2 separate regions of the Mus musculus genome follow, and region 2 is linked to region 1. Evidence: chromatin loops called from intact Hi-C (ENCODE). Cell type or tissue: heart. All regions are shown on one strand. Each heading gives the region's core, and the rest is flanking DNA. Links, peaks and the distances in the headings are about the cores only.

The links. Hi-C counts contacts between places; a loop is a spot of excess contacts. Peaks named below come from ENCODE experiments on the same cell type or tissue, not always from the same donor. Only the 100,000 strongest peaks of a DNase experiment are listed, where the experiment ranks them.
Region 2: it touches region 1 in a loop (3-fold over the local background); 2 of 42 quality-filtered maps call a loop at or near these places.

What each region holds. Positions count from the first base shown.
Region 1 is chr13:65,274,585-65,284,952 of GRCm38, reverse strand. Zfp369 (zinc finger protein 369) reads right to left here and starts at 6,099. Exons shown (of 8, transcript NM_178364.5): 1 at 5,966-6,099; 2 at 5,613-5,692; 3 at 4,565-4,691; 4 at 1-32. The coding sequence starts at 5,981. In heart, for the core only: a CTCF peak has its summit at 5,697; a DNase peak (open chromatin) is centred at 6,192; H3K4me3 peaks cover 2,547 bases; H3K27ac peaks cover 1,766 bases.
Region 2 is chr13:64,339,118-64,349,485 of GRCm38, reverse strand. Gm31128 (a long non-coding RNA gene) reads left to right here and starts at 5,699. Exons shown (of 3, transcript XR_382570.2): 1 at 5,699-5,826. In heart, for the core only: no CTCF peak of the experiment used is centred there; no DNase peak of the experiment used is centred there; H3K4me3 peaks cover 1,154 bases; H3K27ac peaks cover 997 bases.

The DNA of each region.
Region 1 (10,368 bases), core at 818-8,817:
AGGCATCACATTTGCCTTGGAAAAGTGATGCTCTGCTCGATGGATGGAAAAGAGACAGGGCTTGGAGGTCTGCTTAGAGAAAATGCTGTCCCGCTGCAACATTCTATTCCCTCCTTCCCCCATGTTGTGACATGATGACTTCAGGTCTTGGGCATTGACAACTACATGTCCATTCCTTTTGTTGGATTTCATGGGTTTCCTTGACAACAAATATGCCATAAAGTAAAGAATGGAGGTTGGTCAACTGGGGGACATTCTGGGAAAGGTTTTGCTTCCCCGCCAAATTTGACAGTTGAGAAAGAACTAGTCAGGACGATCAACTTTTGTTTCTGCTTAAACGTAGACACAAAGGTTGGAGCCACAGCGATGAAACAACTAGAGAGGACAGAAGACTTCCTAAGAGCCACAAAGAAATCACAATTTTTGATGATACTCCTGAGCTGCTGGATACTGACATCTCTTATGTTTGATGTGCCATAAAAATTGTAGGCAACTGTCACTACAGCTACAAACATCCCTTATTGGCTCTACCCAGTATTCAGGGACCCTTATATATTGCTTGGATGAAACTTCTGCAGTCATACTGAAAAGCTGCCTTTTTCCTCTCTACCAAGCTCTACACTCCCTTAACACTTCTTCTCTAGTTCCTCTAGCCTAAGCCAAACAAACAGTTTGGACATACTACACATTCAGAGTTGGACTCTACTGAATGATACCTTGGTCAAGGAAGAAATAAAGAAAGAAATTCAAGACTTTTAGAGTTTAATGAAAATGAAGCCACAACATACCCAAACTTATGGGACACAATGAAAGCATTTCTAAGAGGAAAACTCATAGCCTCCAAAAAGAAACTAGAGAGAGCATACACTATGTCATGTCTGACAGCACACCTAGAAGCTCTAGAACTAAAGGAAGCAAATTCACCCAAGAGGAGTAGACTGCAGGAAATAATCAAACTTAAGGCTGAAATCAACCAAGTGGAAACAAAAAGAACTATTCAAAGAATCAACCAAACTAGGAGCTGGTTCTTTGAGAAAATCAACAAGATAGATAAACCCTTAGCAAGACTAATTAGAGGGCACAGGGACAGTATCCTAATTAACAAAATCAGAAATGAAAAGGGAGACATAACAACAGATCCTGAGGAAATCCAAAACTTCATCATATCCTACTACAAAAGGCTATACTCAACAAATATGGAAAACCTCAATGAAATGGACAACTTCCTAGACAGATACCAGGTACCAAAGTTAAGTCAGAATCAGATTAATGATCTAAACAGTCCCATTTCCCCTAAAGAAGTAGAAGCAGTCATTAACAGTGTCCCAACCAAACAACAACAACAACAACAACAAAAAACAGCAAAAAAACAATACCAGATGGGTTTAGTGCAGAGTTCTATCAGACCTTCAAAGAAGACCTAATTCCAACTCTCCTCAAACTATTCCACAAAATAGAAACAGAAGGTACTCTACCCAGTTCATTCTATGAAGCCACAATTACTCTGATACCTAAATCACACAAAGATCCAACAAAGAAAAAGAACTTCAGACCAATTTCCCTTATGAATATTGATGCAAAAATATTCAATAAAATTCTTGCAAACCAAATCCAAGAACACATCAAAACAATCATCATCATGACCAAGTAGGCTTCATCCCAGGGATGCAGGGATGGTTTAATATATGGAAATCAATCAATGTAATCCACTATATAAACTAACTCAAAGACAAAAATCACATGATCATCTTATTAGATGCTGAGAAAGCATTTGACAAAATCTAACACCCATTCATAATAAAAGTCATGGAAAGATCAGGAATTCAAGGCCCATACCTAAGCATAATAAAAGCAATCAACAACAAACCAGTAGCCAACAACATCAAACTAAATGGAGAGAAACTCGAAGAAATACCACTAAAATTGGGGACTAGACAAGGCTGCCCACTTTCTCCCTACCTATTCAATATAGTACTTGAAGTCCTAGCCAGAGCAATTCGACAACAATAGGAGATCAAGGGGATACAAATTGTAAAGGAAGAAGTCAAAATATTACTATTTGCAGATGATATGATAGTGACCCTAAAAATTCCACCAGAGAACTTCTAAACCTGATAAACAGCTTCAGTGCAGTAGCTGGATATAAAATTAACTCAAACAAATCAATTGCCTTTCTCTACACAAAGGATAAACAGGATGAGAAAGAAATTAGGGAAACAACACCCTTCACAATAGTCACAAACAATATAAAATACCTTGGTGTGACTCTAACTAAGGAAGTGAAAGATCTGTATGATAAGAACTTCAAGTCTTTGAAAAAAGAAATTGAAGATCTCAGAAGATGGAAAGATCTCCCATGCTCATGGATTAGCAGGATTGATATCATAAAAATGGCCATCTTGCTGAAAGCAATCTACAGATTCAATGCAATCCCCATCAAAATTCCAACTCAATTCTTCACTGAGTTAGAAAGGGCAATTTGCAAATTCATCTGGAATAACAAAAAATCAAGAATAGCAAAAACTATTCTCAACAATAAAAGAACCTCTGGTGGAATCACCATGCCTGACCTCAAGCTGCACTACAGAACAATTGTGATAAAAACTGCCTGGTGCTGGTATAGTGACAGACAAGTAGACCAATGGAATAGAATTGAAGACCCAGAAATGATCCCACTTGATTACAAGGTCACTTGATTACAAGGGAGTTAAAACCATCCAGTGGAAAAAAGACAGCATTTTCAACAAATGGTGCTGGCACAACTGGCAGTTATCATGTAGAAGAATGCTAATTGACCCATTCTTATCTCCTTGTACAAAGCTCAAGTCTAAGTGGATCAAAGACCTCCACATAAAACTGGAGACACTGAAATTTATAGAGAAGAAAGTGGGGAAAAACCTTGAAGATATGGGCACAGAGGAAAAATTCCTGAACAGAACAGCAATGGCTTGTGCTGTAAGATCAAGAATCGACTAATGGAACCTCATAAAATTGCAAAGCTTCTGTAGGGCAAAAAATACTATCAATAAGACAAAAAGGCCACCAAGAGATTGGGAAAGAATTTTTACCCATCCTAAATCTGATAGGGGACTAATACCCAATATATACAAAGAGCTCAAGAAGCTGAACTCCAGAAATTCAAATAACCCCATTAAAAAATGGGGTACAGAGTTAAACAAAGAATTCTCAATTGAGGAATACCGAAGGGCTCAGAGGCACTTGAAAAAATGTTCAACATCCTTAATCATCAGGGAAATGCAAATCAAAACAACCCTGAGATTCCTCCTCACACCAGTCAGAATGGATAGGACCAAAAATTCAGGTGACAGCAGATGCTGGCGAGGATGTGGAGAAAGAGGAACACTCCTCCATTGCAGGTGGGATTGCAAGCTTGTACAACCACTCTGGAAATCAGTCTGGCGGTTCCTCATTAAACTGGACATAGTACTACAGGAAGATCCAGCAATACCTCTCATGGGCATATACCCAGTAGATGTTCCAACTGGTAATAAGAACACATGCTCCACTATGTTCATAGCAGCCTTATTTATAATAGCCAGAAGCTGGAAAGAACCCAGATGTCCCTCAACAAAGGAATGGATATAAAAAAATGTGGTACTTTTACACAATGGAGTACTATTCAGCTATTAAAAACAATGAATTTATGAACTTCTTAGGCAAATGGATGGATCTGGAGGATATCATCCCGAGTGAGGTAATCCAATCACAAAACAAGTGTCTTGATATGCACTCACTGATAAGTGGATATTAGCCCAGAAACTTAGAATCCCCAAGATACAATTTGCCAAACACAAGAAAATCAAGAAGAGGGATGACCAATGTGTGGATACTTCATTCCTCCCTAGAATGGGGATGAAAATACCCATGGAAGGAGTTACAGAGACAAAGTTTGGAGCTAAGATGAAAGGATGGACCATCCAGAGACTGCTCCACCCGGTGGTTCATCCCATAATCAGCCAACAAACACAGACACTATTGCATATGCCAGCAAGATATTGCTGAAAGAACCCTGATACAGCTGTCTCTTGTGAGGCTATCCCAGTGCCTGGCAAATACAGAAGTGGATGCTCAAAGTCATCTGTAGGATGGAACACAGGGTCCCCAATGGAGGAGCTAGACAAAGTACCCAAGGAGCTGAAGGGTTCTGCAACCCTATAGGTGGAACAACAATATGAACTAACCAGTACCCCCAGAGCTCGTGTCACTAGCTGCATATGTAGCAGAAGATGGGCTAGTTGGCCATCATTGGGAAGAGAGGCCCCTTTGTCTTGCAAACTTTTTATGCCTCAGTACAGGAGAATCCCATGGCCAAGAAGTGGGAGTGAGTGGGTAGGGGAGCAGGGTGAGGGGAGGGTACAGGGGTAAATGAAGAAAATATCTAATAAAAAATTTAAAAAAAAAAGAAAATGTCAGAGTTGGGTGGGGGCAGGTAGAGTCAAGCCTGGCATTGAACTTCTAATCCTCCTCCACCTCTGAAGTCCTGGAATTAAAAGCGTGCTGCACCCACCCAAACAAGTGTTTATTAAAGTGGAGCCTGGCTTACCTACTGAAATCATGTTATTGAGGTTCTCCATCATGATTTCCCTGTACAGGCACTTCTGTTGGCGATCTAGCAGTGCCCACTCTTCCTCGGTAAATCTCAGTGATACATCTTCAAACTTCACAGATTCCTAAAAGCCATAAGATGCAGTTCAGCCGCAGGTTTTCCTCTTCCATGGTGTCAGAAAAATAGAAAGGCTGAGCAAGATGACCCAGCTACATTTTACTTATCTCATGTTCCTTTGTCTGAATCCTTGAGCAAATCGGTCTGACACTAATCAGGGGACAAGTGAGACTGTGGTCTATGAAAACCTGTTCATTTCTCACTAACCAGGGGATAGGACTGTTGGCTCCCATCTATACCTCTTTTCTTGTTTTTGAATTATCACTTCTTTAAAGTAGCTGCTGAAAACTAAACATGAGCCTCTTATCTTCTAACACCTGTCAGTTTCTCTCAACCAGATCCCCAGCTTTTGTTGTTGTTGTTGTTGTTCTGTCGAGATAGGGTTTCTCTGTATAGCCCTGGCTGTCCTGGAACTCACTCTGTAGACCAGGCTGGCCTCAAACTCAGAAATCGGGCCTGCCTCTGCCTCCCAAGTGCTGGGATTAAAGGCTTGTGCCACCAAAGCCTGGCCAGATCCCCAGCTTTAAAAAAAAAAAAAAAAAAAGTTGAAAAGGACTGGTGAGATGGCTCAGTGGGTAAAGGCTACCAAGCCTGAGTTTGATTGATCTCCAGGACTCATGTTGAAAGAAGGGTAGCAATCCGGAAAGGTGCCCACAAGCAGGCAATAGCACACATGTGCATACCCACACACAAAATAAATGTAATAGAAACATTTTTTGTTTTTGAATTGAAAAGCTTCAATCTGGCTTGCCTCAATCTGGCTTGCCAGTTCCAGTTCAGAAATCGGTTTGTTTGTTTCTTCTATTCTAACCCCCCTCTTGGGCAGTCCTTCAACTCCTCCCGTAACTCTAGGGTATTTGAGAGCAAACATCTCACCACTAGCCGGCCCCTGAGCCGTCACAAAAGCTGAAAAGAAGCCTTTACTCACATGGGGCCAGGTTGTTGGAAGCGTGGAAGCCATACTGTCCTCAGTGTTCTCTAGCGGTAGGAGGCAGAATGCTGATCGTCCTGAAGGTGGAAGAGGCACTAAGGAATGTGCCCAGTGGCTCCCCCACTTCTGCCCATATTCCGACCTCTGCAGGACATAACCAGTCCGCCCCAAAATTGCCAAGTGCCCAGTGAGTCCTCTCCCCGACTCCCATAAGCTTACAAAACAGGTTCCCCTCTAACCGAGAGGGGATGGTTGATGTCCTCCAATCCAGAATGCGGTCGGTTTTCTTAAACCGTGTTCCCCATCTAGAACGGGATGCCTCCTCAGGATCCGGACCCACGACTACACACCTTCTCCGGGGTCCATAGAAGTGGAGCCACTAACGAAGCCGACACTGGACTCCGGAGGCTGCAAATGAAACAGAAGATAGGAGTTGTCCCCGACGGGCTTTCACGCAGCGTTACGAGTGCTTGCGATAAACACAATGGCTCTTGCCTGTCGGTCTAGCCCCTGAGTCGGCTCGCTGGTCCGGACTACAACTCCCAGGCGCCCCCGCGGACGTCGAGCGGCGGCAATCTGTTGGCGTCCTTCCTGTTGGCAGGCTAAGCCGAAGTCCGTAAGCGTCTGCTACTGGCTGCTAAAGAACTAGGATGAAGCCTTTGAAGGAGGCTACTAAGATGCTAAGCATCTCCGTGGACAGAGACCGAGACTAGGAGGGAGTCGAACCCACTAACAGGAGCAAATGAACTTGGACAAACCGGAAGAAGTGCTGGTGTTAGATCGGCTGGGGGATGCTCGCCTTGTAGCAGAGTAAGGAGGGCGGAAGGAGGGCGGAAGGAGGGGACACACAGAATACACAGCTCGACTAGTGTAGAGGGGAGGGACCCGGATGGGGACTGGCTGTGGGTCGAAGGCAAGAGAAGACAAAGTCATTTAACCGAGTTTCCTTAGGGGAAGGAGAAAAGAATGCAATCGTGCTGTAGTTTCAGCGGTGTCCTTAAAGGGAGAGGAAGAAAGGACTAAACCGTAGAAACAGAAAGCCATTAGGCATTGGAATTAAAATTTTACTCGTTTCTATGAGAGGACAGGCGTTTGCGTCCAGATCTGTAGAGTGAGCAGGGTTGTATGGTTTAGGCAGGGTTGTATGGTCTTACAACGTTTAGGTGGTAAGTGTGGAGACCTGGTGGACTTGAAGGATATGGTAGGCTACACTAAATGTCCTCTCCAGTTTTCCCCAGCAGAGGAAGGGATGTAGTGAAAATTCTAGAATTTTGGTTTCTTGAAAAAAAAAAAAACCAAATATTATAAGAAGGTGCTTTTATTTTGATTCCGGGTATAGGGACGTAGGGCTGCTTCCGACTGCCTGAAGCAACTGACCATGATTTATTTGCCTTGTGCTCTAGCAGAATCGCGGTTCTGTCTGCAGCAGAGTTTTGGTAATTGTGTTATATTTGGAACTCTGGGAACTTTTCAGAGGGTATATAAATGTTAGAGCCCGATAGGCTGGGGGCTGGGGTGGGCCAGTTGTTGGTTGTATAGGGAGGAGGTTGGTTGTAGTTTGTTAGTAGCTGAGGCCAAAGGAGAAGCAAGAGAAAAGAAATCAGATTCGGGGATCTTCCTAATCACTCTCTCCCCTCTACTCTTGTTCCTTTCCTGTCTAGTGTTAGGGGGTAGAAAGGGGGGTAAGGATAATAATGGGAGGAAAAAGAGAACCGACAAAGTAGCAAAGACCAGTTACAAAGGGACACGGAGGATCAGAGATGTATGAGGAGAATTAAAATTACCCTCAGTCCCAGGGAGGCTAACTGTAAATATCCATGCATATGGAGAGCTCTTAGGGCAGCTTCTAGGAATTTGGCAGAAATTTGACATTAGACTAGAACACAGAAGTAGGCTCAGGCAAGAATTTGACTTTGGGCTAGGACAAGAAAGTAGGCTCAAGATCTTGATCATCTTGTAAGTCCCTGAATACCACGGGACCTTGTTTATTGCCTTGTTTGTTCCTTGACTGAAAACTGACCTTATTCTCTGCATGTACTTAGAATGGCATAAAAACAGACTGGAGAAAAATAAACCCACTTCAGCCTCTGCACAGGTTTGAGTGGTATTAAGTCTAATTGTCTTTTTCTTTTCAATCCTCACTCCCTCCCTTGAGACCCTGTTGACTGACTGAGCTGGCTTGATCACACACAGGGATTCATTTGTACGATACACATCAAGAGGATGTGGGTTCTGGTAATGCCAGTTATTAGGTAACCTGTGACTAGGTTTGTTCCTATTGGCAGATTAGATTGGGGGAACCTGAAGTCTGCCCCTGATCATAATTTGGTATGTTTGTAACTCTAGACAGCTCAGAACAACAAAGAATTCTGTTGTGTTCCTTATACTGTCTAGTATTCTATTCCTAGGGTCTCTTTATATTCTGTTCTGATTTATGTAATCTTGTCTTATTTGGGATCCAGACATACTGATGCCTAGAGCCTAGCGACCTATCCTTCTCAACCCAGGGTTTATGTATTCCTTTGAGGTTTCTAAATAGGGTTGGCAACACTGTGTCTAACTGTGGTCATGCTTCTTATTCTTACGGCTAAAATAGACTACATATTGTTCTTAATGTTTTTTTAAATTTTATTTTATGTATATGTGTACACTGTAGCTATCTTCCGATGCATCAGAAGAGGGCGTCAGATCTCATTACAGATGGTTGTGAGCCACCATGTGGTTGCTGGGAATTGAACTCGGGACATCAGGAAGAAGAGTCAGTGCTCTTAACTGCTGAGCCATCTCTCTAGCCCTGTTAATTTTTTCTGCAATTAATTTTTATATTTGGTATTGACTCAGATTATTATGCCACTTTTACTATGATAATACTTCCTTGGAATTTTTCATTCATTCATTCATTCCATTTCATCCTGGATCACATATATCCCAGACTGTCCTTGAACTTTGTAGTTAAGGTTAACCTTGAATTCCTAATCTTCTTGCTTGCACCTTCCTAGAGCAAGGAGTACAGATGTGGGCCACGGTGCTCATCTTTCTGTGGTGCTGGTATCGGAACTCAGAGCTTTGTGGCATATTAGGCAAACACCGATGACTGAGCTAAATCGTTAGCCCTCCTTAGAATCTCGTAGCTTTCAGAAGGACCATACCCATTGAATAAGTAATTGGTTCCTGTTTTAATATTTCAAATTAAATAACCCTGGCTGTTTGGCAGACTATTATTGTGTGACAGAGTTGTGGAAAATAGTCATTGACCGACGGGTTTTATTTTAGATGTCAGTGTGAGTTTGTTTATGAGGATCATCCAATGGTTCAATAGAGAGAGAGCTTTATTATTTTAAGGAGGCAAGTTCTCTTTTCAGTTAAAAGTTGGTTCTTATTTTTAAATGTTAAAGCTGGGTGGTGGTGTTGCACACCTTTAGTCCCAGTACTTTGGGAGGCAGAGGCAGGTGGCTCTCTGTAAGTTCAAGCCTAGCCTACTTAGTCTACAGGGTGAGCTCCAGGACAGCCAGGAATGCACAGAGAAAGAAACCCTGTCTTGAAAAACAAACAAACCAAAACAGTTCATTAATTTTTTTGTTTGATTTAGTGTGTGTGTGTGTGTGTTTATGTGTGTGTGTGTGTGTGTGCGTGTGTGCGCGCGCGTGCGCGCATGCACATGCACATTCATACCACAGTGTACATGTGGAGTCAGGGGAAAGCTTTCAGGAATTGGTTTTGTCCTTCCTTCATGTGGGTTGCAGGAATAGAACCTAGGTGGGCAGATTAAGTAGGAAGTGTTTTACTTGACGAGCCATCTCAGTGGCTTGAAAATTGATTTTTAAAGAGCTTACATTTATTTATTGTGCATGTTTGTATTTCGGCACCACAACATATGTAGTGTGTACAGGAAGTAACTTGAGGAGTTTGGTTCTGTCCTTCCATCTGCAGGTTCTGGAGATTGTGTCCACATTTCTAGAGTGGACAGGGTTACTGGTCTCTCAAGGTTAAGGTGTGCTCCTAGTGGTGGTGGTGGACTGGATTGTATCCAGTAGGACGAACCTAAAGTCTGGATCAAACTTTGCTTTCTAGTTTCTGGGGTTTTTTTTTTTTTCTTGTTTACTTATATATTACATACCTGTGAATGGTTATACACATCCAGAACAAAAGGAAATATTAGCAGTTTTGATTTAAAAATTTTAGATGTTCTTGTTTTGTAAATAGATAAAATAGACATGTGCTAAAACTATTGGGGGAAAGGTAAAAGAAATAGAAAACATACTTAAAAATCCAATATGATTTATTTTTCTTTCTCTCTTTCTTTCTTTCTTTCTTTCTTTCTTTTTTTTCTTTCTTTTTTTTTTTGTTTTTTTTTGTTTTTTTTTGTCTCAGTATGTAGCCCTGGCTGGCCTGGAACTTATTATGGTTATCAGGCTGGCTTCCAACTCACAGTGATCTACTTACCTCTGCCTCTGAGTGCTGGAATAAAAGTTTTGTGCCACCATGTTCAGCCCAGTTGAAAACTTTTCAAAGTCAGTGAAATCAAAGTAAACCAGGCATAATAAGAACATAAGATTCATAAATTAATTTTCACATGTATGCACAAACTACAGTAACTTAAACAATATTGGGGTAAAGGGTCCTTTAATAGTAGAATCATAAAAATAAAATGTTAATTTGTTGGGACATGCAGAGAACCTCTTGACCTATTGAGAATAACTTTTGAGATGCATGAGTAAACTTACAGAGTTGAAAATGCTTGTGCTCCAGAATT
Region 2 (10,368 bases), core at 772-8,771, 940 kb after region 1:
AGTCAGGTCCGTTCTGCTTAGCACTGATACCAGAGAAGAGGCAAACCAAACATCAACTCTGTTCTGTTTCCTTGTTGTGCCAAAGAAAAATGTTCAGCTTCCCAGAGGGTCTTGAAGACAGGAGTTGGAGGAGTGAGGCCTAATTTGAAACTAGCCTTTATACTGCCTCTCAGTGAGCATTAGTTCCCTATCAAGTCTATGGGGACAGAGGCTCAGCTGACCACTAATGCCACCCTGGTGGGGTATGCACACCCTGCCTGATTTATGCAGAGAATGGAACCTCAGCTCCAACGTTGTCTAGCAAATTCAGACACATGTTCGCCTTTTCCAAATGGGAAAGATTAATTCTGATCAACTTTGATATCAGCACATGACTAGAGAACTGGGGTTGGGGTGGACTGCTTGCTTCTGCAGAGGAGGGAGACATCTGCAGTGCCCTGTCTACCTCACATAAGCAACATGCAGAAACCCCAATGATCAGTCCCCCAAAACCCATCTCTATTGTCATATAGGTATCTGGACAATCCTTCCATGTATGGCTTCAGGGCCCTATGTTTGTTTGTAGTTTAATTTCCAGGGTATTTTATTTCTGCAAAGCATGAGTGAGGAGTGGATTACTTTGTGTAAGCAGAACCAAAAACTAGCTTTTGTTTTTTTGTTTTTCAGGTTGGCAATAACAATGCCACCTTGTGAATACTGCTGAGTGACTATGTCAAGCTTCCGATGACCTAAGGCTGCTTCCACTGAGTAACTAGAGTAAAATAGAAACCGAGTCATTTCTACTTTAAACATTCAAGATCCAGTAACATTTCTCATAATTTTCAATATTCTTTTCTTCATAGAGACTCACTAGGGCTAGAGAGGTGGCTCAGTGTTTAAGAGCACTGACTGCTTTTCCAGAGGTCCTGAGTTCAATTCCCAGCAACCACATGGTGGCTCACAACCATCTGTAATGGGATCTGATGCCCTCTTTGAAGACAGCTACAGTGTACTCATGTAAAATAAATTAATTAATTTTTAAGAAGACACAGAAACCTTTAGATTGATGATAAGCTTAAATGCACTAGGGCTGGGGAGATATCAACTCTCTATGCTATTTTCCCTGTGGTAATCCCCAAGATATCACTTGCCATGTTCCATCAGGGTAGCCTCTCATGGTCATGTGCTCACAATCCACATGGTGACTACCTCTTCCTCCTCCTCTTCCTCCTCCTCCTCCTCCTTCCTCCTCTTCCTTCTCCCTCCTCTTCCCTCTTCCTCCTCCCCCTCCTCCTCCTCCCTCCTCTTCCCTCCTCCTCCTCCCCCTCCTCTTCCCTCCTCCTCCTCCTTCCTCTTCCCTCCTCCTCCTTCTCCTCCTTCTCTTCCTCTTTCCCCCCTCCTCTTCCTCCTCTTCTTCTTTCTCCTCATCTTCCTCCTCATCATCATTCTCCCCATGGTCCCTGCCTGAGACCCCAAGTCCTAGAACCCTAGAACCCTTGCCCCACTTACCTCTCTCTGCCTAACTAAACTGTCAGCAACTTCTATTAACTAACCAGAGATAAGTGGGGCAACCAGATATTAGAATATAGAGTTCAGCATGCAAATACTAAGCAGCACCAGCCCAACCCCCTACAAAAACCTATCTCAAGAGAAAAAATTGGACTATACAATGCTCTTCCTGTGTCACATGCAATAATTAATAAGATAAAACAAGGACTCAAAGGTACAAGTGAATTTTATATGGCGTTCTCTTGCACAGAACTTATCCCCAATGCTTCCACACATCATCATCAGACCTCCCCAATCCATGGAGAGTCACTTGACAGAAGGGAGAAAAGGTTGGTTTGTAGATATACCTGAAAGGTGTGACATGTCACTTGGAAGGGATAATTACTGCAGCACAGTCCTATTCAGTGAGAAAAGGTCCTGAGAGGCTGTGATCCGAGGAGGCAGAAGGGGGCCCATTTGGTTGTTCCCTTCATCTGAATAAACATGACAAATGGCTCAGTGAGCCAACTCAATTCAAGTGTAGGAAAAACATAATTAGAAATGTATCAAGGATCTAATACAAATTATAGGGGGTATGAGGTGTAGCTTGCATGTCGTCCCAGCATCTGAGGATGGCAGAGTAGGAGAGTATCAATGTTCACAAGGAGGCTGGGTATTGTGTATACCACAAACACAAAGTTCATGCTGTTTATCCCTTCGGCAGTCTATGTTGAGCCATGAGCTCAACATCACAAGGTTCTTCTTAAGCACATGGCTCTTTGGAGTTGCCTTTTTTTTTTTTAAAGGTCTTTGATGTGGGTTTCAAGGGAGATACTGAGACAGTCTTTAGTAAGAAGTTAATTAGAAGAGTCATTAATACCGTAGGCCAAAAAGCAAATCACAGCACAGTGAGACTCTGCGGAGTTCAGGCTCCAATGCCACACACAGACAACATGTTAGTGGCTCTGGGGAGACAGGCCCAGAAAGCAAATGGGAGTTGCTTCTTGTAGATCTCCAAGAGTCAATCCTGCAGCAAGGCTGTCTCTGAGTCCCCGGCCAGCAATAGGGAAAGAGTGTATGCATGATACATAGATGGTGTATCAGTTTCTTTTCTATTGAGATGATAAAATAAAATGAGCAGGGCTGGAGAAATGGCTCAGTGGTTAAGAGCACTGGCTACTCTTCCAGAGGTCCAAAGTTCAATTCCCAGCAACCACATGGTGGCTCACAACCATCTGTAATGGGATCTGATACCCTCTTCTGGTGTGTCTGAAGACAGCGACAGTGTACCCATATTATATCATGACCAAAGCAACTTAAGGAAGACTTTACTATGAGTTACAGATACAGCTGGATAAGGTCCATCATGGCTGGAAGAGCATGAAGCCGACTGATCACATGCTTACCCAAACGCAGGAAGCAGTGGGAGAGTAGGAAGTGGGTCAACTATAGGGGCGTGCTCCCTTCAGTAAGGCTCTGCCCCTTAAAAAGTTCCATATTCTTTCTCCCTCTAAACAGTGCCCGCCAACTGGAGACCAAGTGCTTAAAAGCATGATCCTATTTGTAGAGAATATTTCTCATCTAAACCATCCCAGGTCCACTAGTAGACCTTTTTTTAATGTGTCTGATGTGCCCCATATATCTGCCTACTCATATGGGGAATTAAAAAGTCTGGGTGCCTGGGAGCTAGAGGCTCTGAGCAGGATGCTTGCTAGGATCTGAGAGACTGAAAGGAGAGAGAGGGACAGCTGTTATGGCTGTGGCCAGAGCAGTAGGTAGTCTGTGTTCAATGCTTTTCTGCCAAGTTCTGGTAATTTTCTATTCTCTTTGAGTCAAATTGGGTAGTGACATAAGGTCTCACAGCCACTAGGCCAGAATGCCTCTCTGAGATAACCTAACCACGTCCATGCTCTTTGTCAAGGTCTCTTTCATTATAAGCCCTTGAGTAGCCCATTGTTTCTCAACAATGTACCATGCCAGATTGTGAAATTTTATCTCTTTTTCCTTATTAGTATGACAGCATCAGCATTAGAATGCTGGCCATCACACAAGCTCTGTGTGTGTGTGTGTGTGTGTGTGTGTGTGTGTGTGTGTGTGTGTGTGTGTGTACAGATGTGGAGACCAGATCAAAGCTTTGAGTGTCATACCTTATTGTTCTGCTTCTCTCTGTCTATGTCTCTATATCTGTCTCTGTCTCTCCTCTCTCTCTCTTCTCTTTCTTTCTTTCTTTCCTTCTTTCTTTCTTTCTTTCTTTCTTTCTTTCTTTCTTTCTTTCTTTCTTTCTTTCTTTCTTTCTTTCTTTCTTCCAACATGGCCATCACCCTGTATGCCTGGATCACTAGCCAGAGAGCCTCAGGGAGCCTGCATGTCTCTACCTCACAGCACTGGGATTACAATCATCCAATAGAAAGCTTTCTTTTATTTTATTTTTTTAAAGACATGGTCTCATGTGGCTCAGGGCATTGTGGAGGGTGACCCTTACTCCAGATCCTCCTGCTTCTATCTCCCTGATTCTGGGAAAACCCTGAGCACAGTACCACAGAACAGGTTTTTCATGCAATGCAAAGGATGATGCCCAGTGCTTCCTACAAGACAGATGCTCTACTGACTGAGCTAGATCTCTATCCCATTCCCTTCTTCCATGTGATTAGGATCCAAAGTTTAAACCTCATAGAAGGAATAACTAGTGTTAAAATCAGCCAGACACATGCTTTATCATGCTCATATGCCCCTGACTTAAGGGGGAAAACATTATTGGGTTTTTTTTTGGAGGGGGTGTCCTGAAATAAATTATATTGGTTCCAAATAGTTTTATGGCCCTCTTGTAATCCACATTTAAGTAACTTTAATGTTCCCATGAGATACTTATTTTGGTTTCTCTTTGAGTTTAAAGGGCACCTGAAGGAAGAATCCTTATCTTTTTTGCCTTTGAATTGCAAAAATATCAAGCACACAAAAAGGTAAAAACTGAAAAAGTGAATCTATAACCATGCCCTTGGTTTAAGAAAAATGTACACTTTTTTGTGGTTTCCTTTGAAGAGTTTTTGTGAAAAATAAACTATAAAGTGAATTAGCAAAGATAATTCTAATGTCAAGTACTTTGTTGTGTGTCCCTTTATAAGGATATTGTTTAATATAATTCGGTTTAAAATAAGTGTAATATTTCTTTAAAATTGTTTTATTTTATAAGGCTGTGGCTCACTCTCTAGCCCTGGCTAGCCTAGAACTCGATGTATAGACCTAATTGTCCTTGTATTTCTGGCAATCCTCTTGTTTCTCAGAAAGCTGTGGTTAATTTTAACATTTGTATGTGCATCACACCCAGCTAATTCCATAAATTTCTAATTGCCAACCCATATTCAAATTTCTCAGCTTGTTCCCAATGTCTTGACAACTGTTTTTGTTTTGTTTTGTTTTATGTTTTTTCAGTCTGGATTTGGTGAAGGACTACGCGTTGTAGTGGGCTGAAGAACTGAAATTTAGCCCACAAATTTAGTCTGGGGGTATTCAGACAGAGCACCTTGCGACCAGTGGTGAGGGGTTAAAGTCTGAAGGTCACCTCCATAAGGCGAGGAGATTTATGGGAAATGTAGTCTGAAATGCTCCAGGCTTAACCCCACCCCCACCCCCAAAGCTGCAGTCCTGGACTGGGTCTCCTGGATTCCATCCATACCGTCCAAAGCTGTGACAAGGTGTTAGAGACCTGGAGGATGCTCAGCTGGGGTGGAATGGAGTTTGGGGACAGTTTTCTTGAAACCTGGCAGAATCCATAGCGAACTACAGGGCGGGAGCAGGAAGCCCGGGTGTACAAGCTCCAGTTCCCTAGTGTGGGAACGCTGGGGTTGAAGGTGGAAATGAGTGCTCAGGCGGTGGGTGCTATCATGTCTGCCGGACCCAAAACCTGCCTGACTTCATGCTAGGGCTTGCAGGCTCTGGTCGCCTGGAGACCCTGAGCTCCAGAGCCATAAACTCCCAGCAAATTCCGTCTCTGCTCCTCAGTAAGAATCCATTGGTCAGCCAAACACGGGGATTTTAATCATTATTGACCTCGTAGCCTTGTTTTAAAACTTGAGGTTACAAACAACCTTGTGCAGGTTCCTAAGTCCTGATTGACAACTGCTCCTCTGTTTAGAAAACACGCTGTTGTTTGCGCTGGCAGCCTTACATAAACTTCATAGCACTGTGATGTCAGCATTGCTGTCCCCATTAAGGATAACAAGCGAGGCTCAAGTGGGTGGAGGGATGTGCTCAGGCTACAGGCTGATGTTGAGGAAGCGCTGATTCAAGGGTAGGTATGATTCTAACTCTGCACCTGCCTAAAGTGGCATCTCGGTCTTCACAGAGACCGTCAGCTCGCAGGTACGCTTTCTAAAAGAATTGTGGTGTGTCCTGTCAGATCTACCCAGTGCTTTGTAAGCCAGAGTTTGTGATTCTCAAATTAGTTTCCTGATAACCACTGTTGTTTGAGGGTAGTGAGCTGTGAACTGGGAAGCAGGGAACCACCAGCATCAGACTTTTCTCCAGAGGAGAGAGCAGCCTTCTGACCATACACCTCTTTGACAATCAGGAGCAAGTCAGAGTTGCCAGGGTTTTCGATGGTCTGGCTAGGCATCCCAGACTGGCCTCAAACTTGGAATCCTCCACCTCGGTCTTCAAGTGCTTAGATTACAGGTGTGTGCCATTACACCTGGCTTCCATGATCATTACTTCTGATTCATTAAAAGCTTTGCTGAAATTGGACCTGCGAGTATGATTGACTATCTGAAGCAACCTTTCCAGTGAATGCCTCAGGAATCAAAGACTCATTGCACTGGGTGGGCCACCGGCATGATGTTCATATTTTAGCTAGCTGCTTTGATGAATGGTGATCATTGCATGGCTAATCCACAATTTATTCATATATATGTGGGTGATTTCCACCCATAAATATTGAATGTTTTCATTCTCTAAGATTTAACAATATGAAGTAAGTGGTGTTACAGGGTCTCATAAGTGTACAACTCAGGGACAGTGAGATGGCTTTGCTGGTAAGGGCTTTACAACCCAAGCCTGGCAATATGATTTGATCCCCAGAACCCACATGTTGGAATGAGAGACCTACTCCTGAGAGTTGTTCTCTGATATCTTCACCCAGACACACACGATAATAATGATAATGTAATAATAATAATAATAATAATAATAATAATAATAATAATAACAGATGCCAGGTGTGGTAGTGCACTACTTTAATTCCTACACACAGGAAGAATCACATGGATCCCTGTGAGCTCAAGGACAGCTTTGTCTAAATACTGGGTTCCAGGAAAGCCAGAGCTACAAAATAGAACCTGTCTCCAAAATTATTATTATTTAATATTTTAATAAATTATTTAGTATAAGTTTAGCAATAAAACAAAAACCAGTCTGGCTGTTCCTTTTTACTAAATTGCAAAGTGACTATGCCATTTTGCATCCCCAACACTGAAAATTCTAAGGATGCTAAGGCTCTGCATATTTACAGTTGTATATTTGTCTATTTGGTGTTTTTTTTGGTTTTTTGGTTTTTTAGTTTTTTCATTTTTTTTTCCAAGACAGGGTTTCTCTGTATAGCCCTGGCTGTCCTGGAACTCACTTTGTAGACCAGGCTGACCTCAAACTCAGAAATCCGCCTGCCTCTGCCTCCCGAGTGCTGGGATTAAAGGCATGCGCCACCACGCCCAGCTTGTCTATTTGTTTTAAGGCAGATCTCAGGTAACCGACTGAACTCTTGGTCTTCCTGTCTCTCTCTCCCAAGTGCTGCAATTGTAGGCATGTGCTGCCAAACCCAACTGAACTCGCCACTTTTTTGTTAACTTTATTTATCATCATCATCATTATTATTATATATTATTGTTATTATATATCTTATTGTGTGTGTGTATATACATGGTTGGGTGCATCCATATGGGCTTGTAGAGGTCAGAGAACAACTTTCAGGAGTAGATTGTCTCCACAGTGGGTTGCAGGGATCAAACTCAGGGTATAGTATTGTACGGCAAGCACCTTTATCCATTAAACCATCTTGTTGGCCCAAGATCTACACCTTTACTAGCATTCAATAATATCGTTATTTCTTCTTTTTACACTATTTAATCTACTACATTAGGCTTTTTCACAGTATTTCTATTTGGTTTAAATTTGCCTTCCCCTAATATTTAATAATGAGCATGTTTTTACTTGGAGAGAAGTGCCCATTTAACTCCCTCTCCCCCATATCTATTACTGATTTAGAGAACTCTTTGTTCTATAAAATATTCCTTTGGGGATTTGTGACTTCTTTTCTCACGTGTTTTTCTTCATAGACTTCCTTCCTTAGACTATCTCACTATGTCCCCTGATAGGATCCAAAAGGTCTCATTATGTCCTCCCCTCTCACCTCCCTGAGACCAAGGCTTATAGGTATATGCAATTACACCAATTTCTTCTATTCTTGTTTGTTTGAGAGAGACAGGGTCTCACTATACAGCCCTGGTTGGGCTAGAATTCACCAAGTAGACCACTCTGGCCTCGAACTCACAGAGATCTGCCTGCCTCTGCCTCCCAAGTCCTGGAATTAAAGGCATGCACCACTAAGCTGGGTGCCTTTTCAAGTCTTAATAATATCTCCCTCAAATCAAGAGGTGTGGATCAACATAGATTGATTTTTCATCTTTTTTTTTTGCCTTTATGACTATGTTAGTCTGCTCAGATCACAGCATACCACAGACATATGACTTAAACAACAGATAATTACTTAGTCCTTAGTTTTTGAGGCTGGAAATTCAGAGTTGACGTTTTACAAGATTGGTTTCTCTTGGCCTCTCTCCTAGCTGGCATTCAGGCTGCTGCCTCTCCCTGGGTCCTTTCCTCTGTGCTCACAGGGAGTGGAGGAGGAGGAGGAGAAGAAGAAGGAAATAGAGAAAAGGGGAGCACTGTCTGGTGTCTCTCTTATAAAAACACTAGTCCATTCAGCTACCTTGTGGCCTCATTAGCCTTAATTACTCATACTCACAAGCCTATCTACAAATAGAGTCACACAAGGGATAAGGGCTTCAAAATATAAGCCTTATTTATGCACACCTATAATAACAACCCATTCAAAAATAGGCAAGAGTTTTACATTGTCAGTTTTGTAAAGAAGATACACAAATAATGAATCAACTCTTTTAAAAAGAAATGCTCAGAACTGATAACCTTAAAGAAATATAACCCAAACCACATTGAGATGCCACCTCATGTCCATTAGGATTGCTTGTATGAGAAGAAAATATAAAATATCAGCTGCTGTGGGCACCCTGAGGCAGTGCCTACATTAAAGGAAGCTTTCTACAGTACAGCAGCTCCACTCCTCAGCACACATGGTCTCCATCTTAGCAGTTCTAATCACATCTTTAAAATTTTTATAGAGGGGCTAGAGAGATGGCTCAGTAGTTAAGAGCACTGACTGTTCTTCCAGAGGTCCTGAGTTCAATTCCCAGCAACCATATGGTGGCTCACAACCATCTGTAATGAGATCTGATGCCCTCTTCTGGTGTGTCTGAAGACAGCAACACTGTATTCATATTCATAAAATAAATAAATCTTTTTAAAAAATTTTTATAGAGCTTCAAAAGTGCACATTAAATGGGAGCTATACTTTGTATGCAGTGGTGTGTTGTCTGTGTGCACACGTGTGCACATGTTTGTGTGTATGTGTGTTCATGTTTGTGTGATTTCATGCATGCAAGAGTCAGACGTTGATGTCAGCACTAGGACACCTACCTTTGTTTATTTATTTTTAAAAAAATTATTTATTTATTTTATGTATATGAGTACACTATAGCTGTTTTCAGACACACCAGAAGAGGGCATTGGATCCCATTACACATGGTTATGAACCACCCTGTGGTTCCCAGGAATTGAACTCAGGACCTGTGGAAGAGCAGTCAGTGCTCTTAACTGCTGAGCTGTCTCTCCAGCCCTGTTTGTATACTTTTTAGTAGGTCTTAATACTTATGTGTTATGCACTTTACTCTATCAGCCATCTACCCCATCACAGGACTATACTTTGAATTTAAATTTGGTTCTTGTCCTGAGCTAACCATATGTGAAGTGTGCTAAATAATACTCTCTTGTGATGCTGGGAGAAGGCAGAAAGCTGTATCTCCTAGTAAGCCAGAGGATCATGAAGATATACAACAATCACTATACTCTATAGTGGAGTCCACCTAACAAATTATATGAGATACTTGTCACAGTGTTATGTTTTGTTTGAGTTTGATTATTTTACTCCTCTGTCAGCTGATACAAGTATTCTGAAGGATATTTCACGTAGGCTAGGCCCAGGACATGGCTGAGTAGATAAGGGCACTTGCTGCTGAGACCAATTGTCTGAATTCTATCCCTAGACCCATATAATAGAAGGAGAGAGCTGGTTCCTGCAAGTTGGACTCGAACCTCCAAATTCATGCTGTGGTATGCACATGTGCACACAATTATACAGATACACACAATAATATGTAGCTTGTTTAAGCATAATAATAATGTAGGCTAGACTATGATGTTTGCTGGATTGCCAATATTAAGATGAATTTTGGCATACACTATTTCAACTTAATATGGGTTTTTCAGGACATAACCACAAGTCAGTGAGCATCTGTGTGTACCAAAGGAACTGAAAACAAGGATTAAAATAGTTACTTCTGCCCAATGCTTGCACCCACATTGCTTAGCAGAATGTGGGTGGCAGGTGTAATACAAATGACCACCAACGCATAAATAGATTTTTGTTATTGTTTTTGTTTTTTCATGCCAAGGTTTCTCTGTGTAGCCCTGGCTGTCCTGAAACTTGCTTTGTAGACCAGGCTGGCCTCGAACTCAAAGATCGGCCTGCCTCTAACTCCTACATGCTGGGATGTGTAT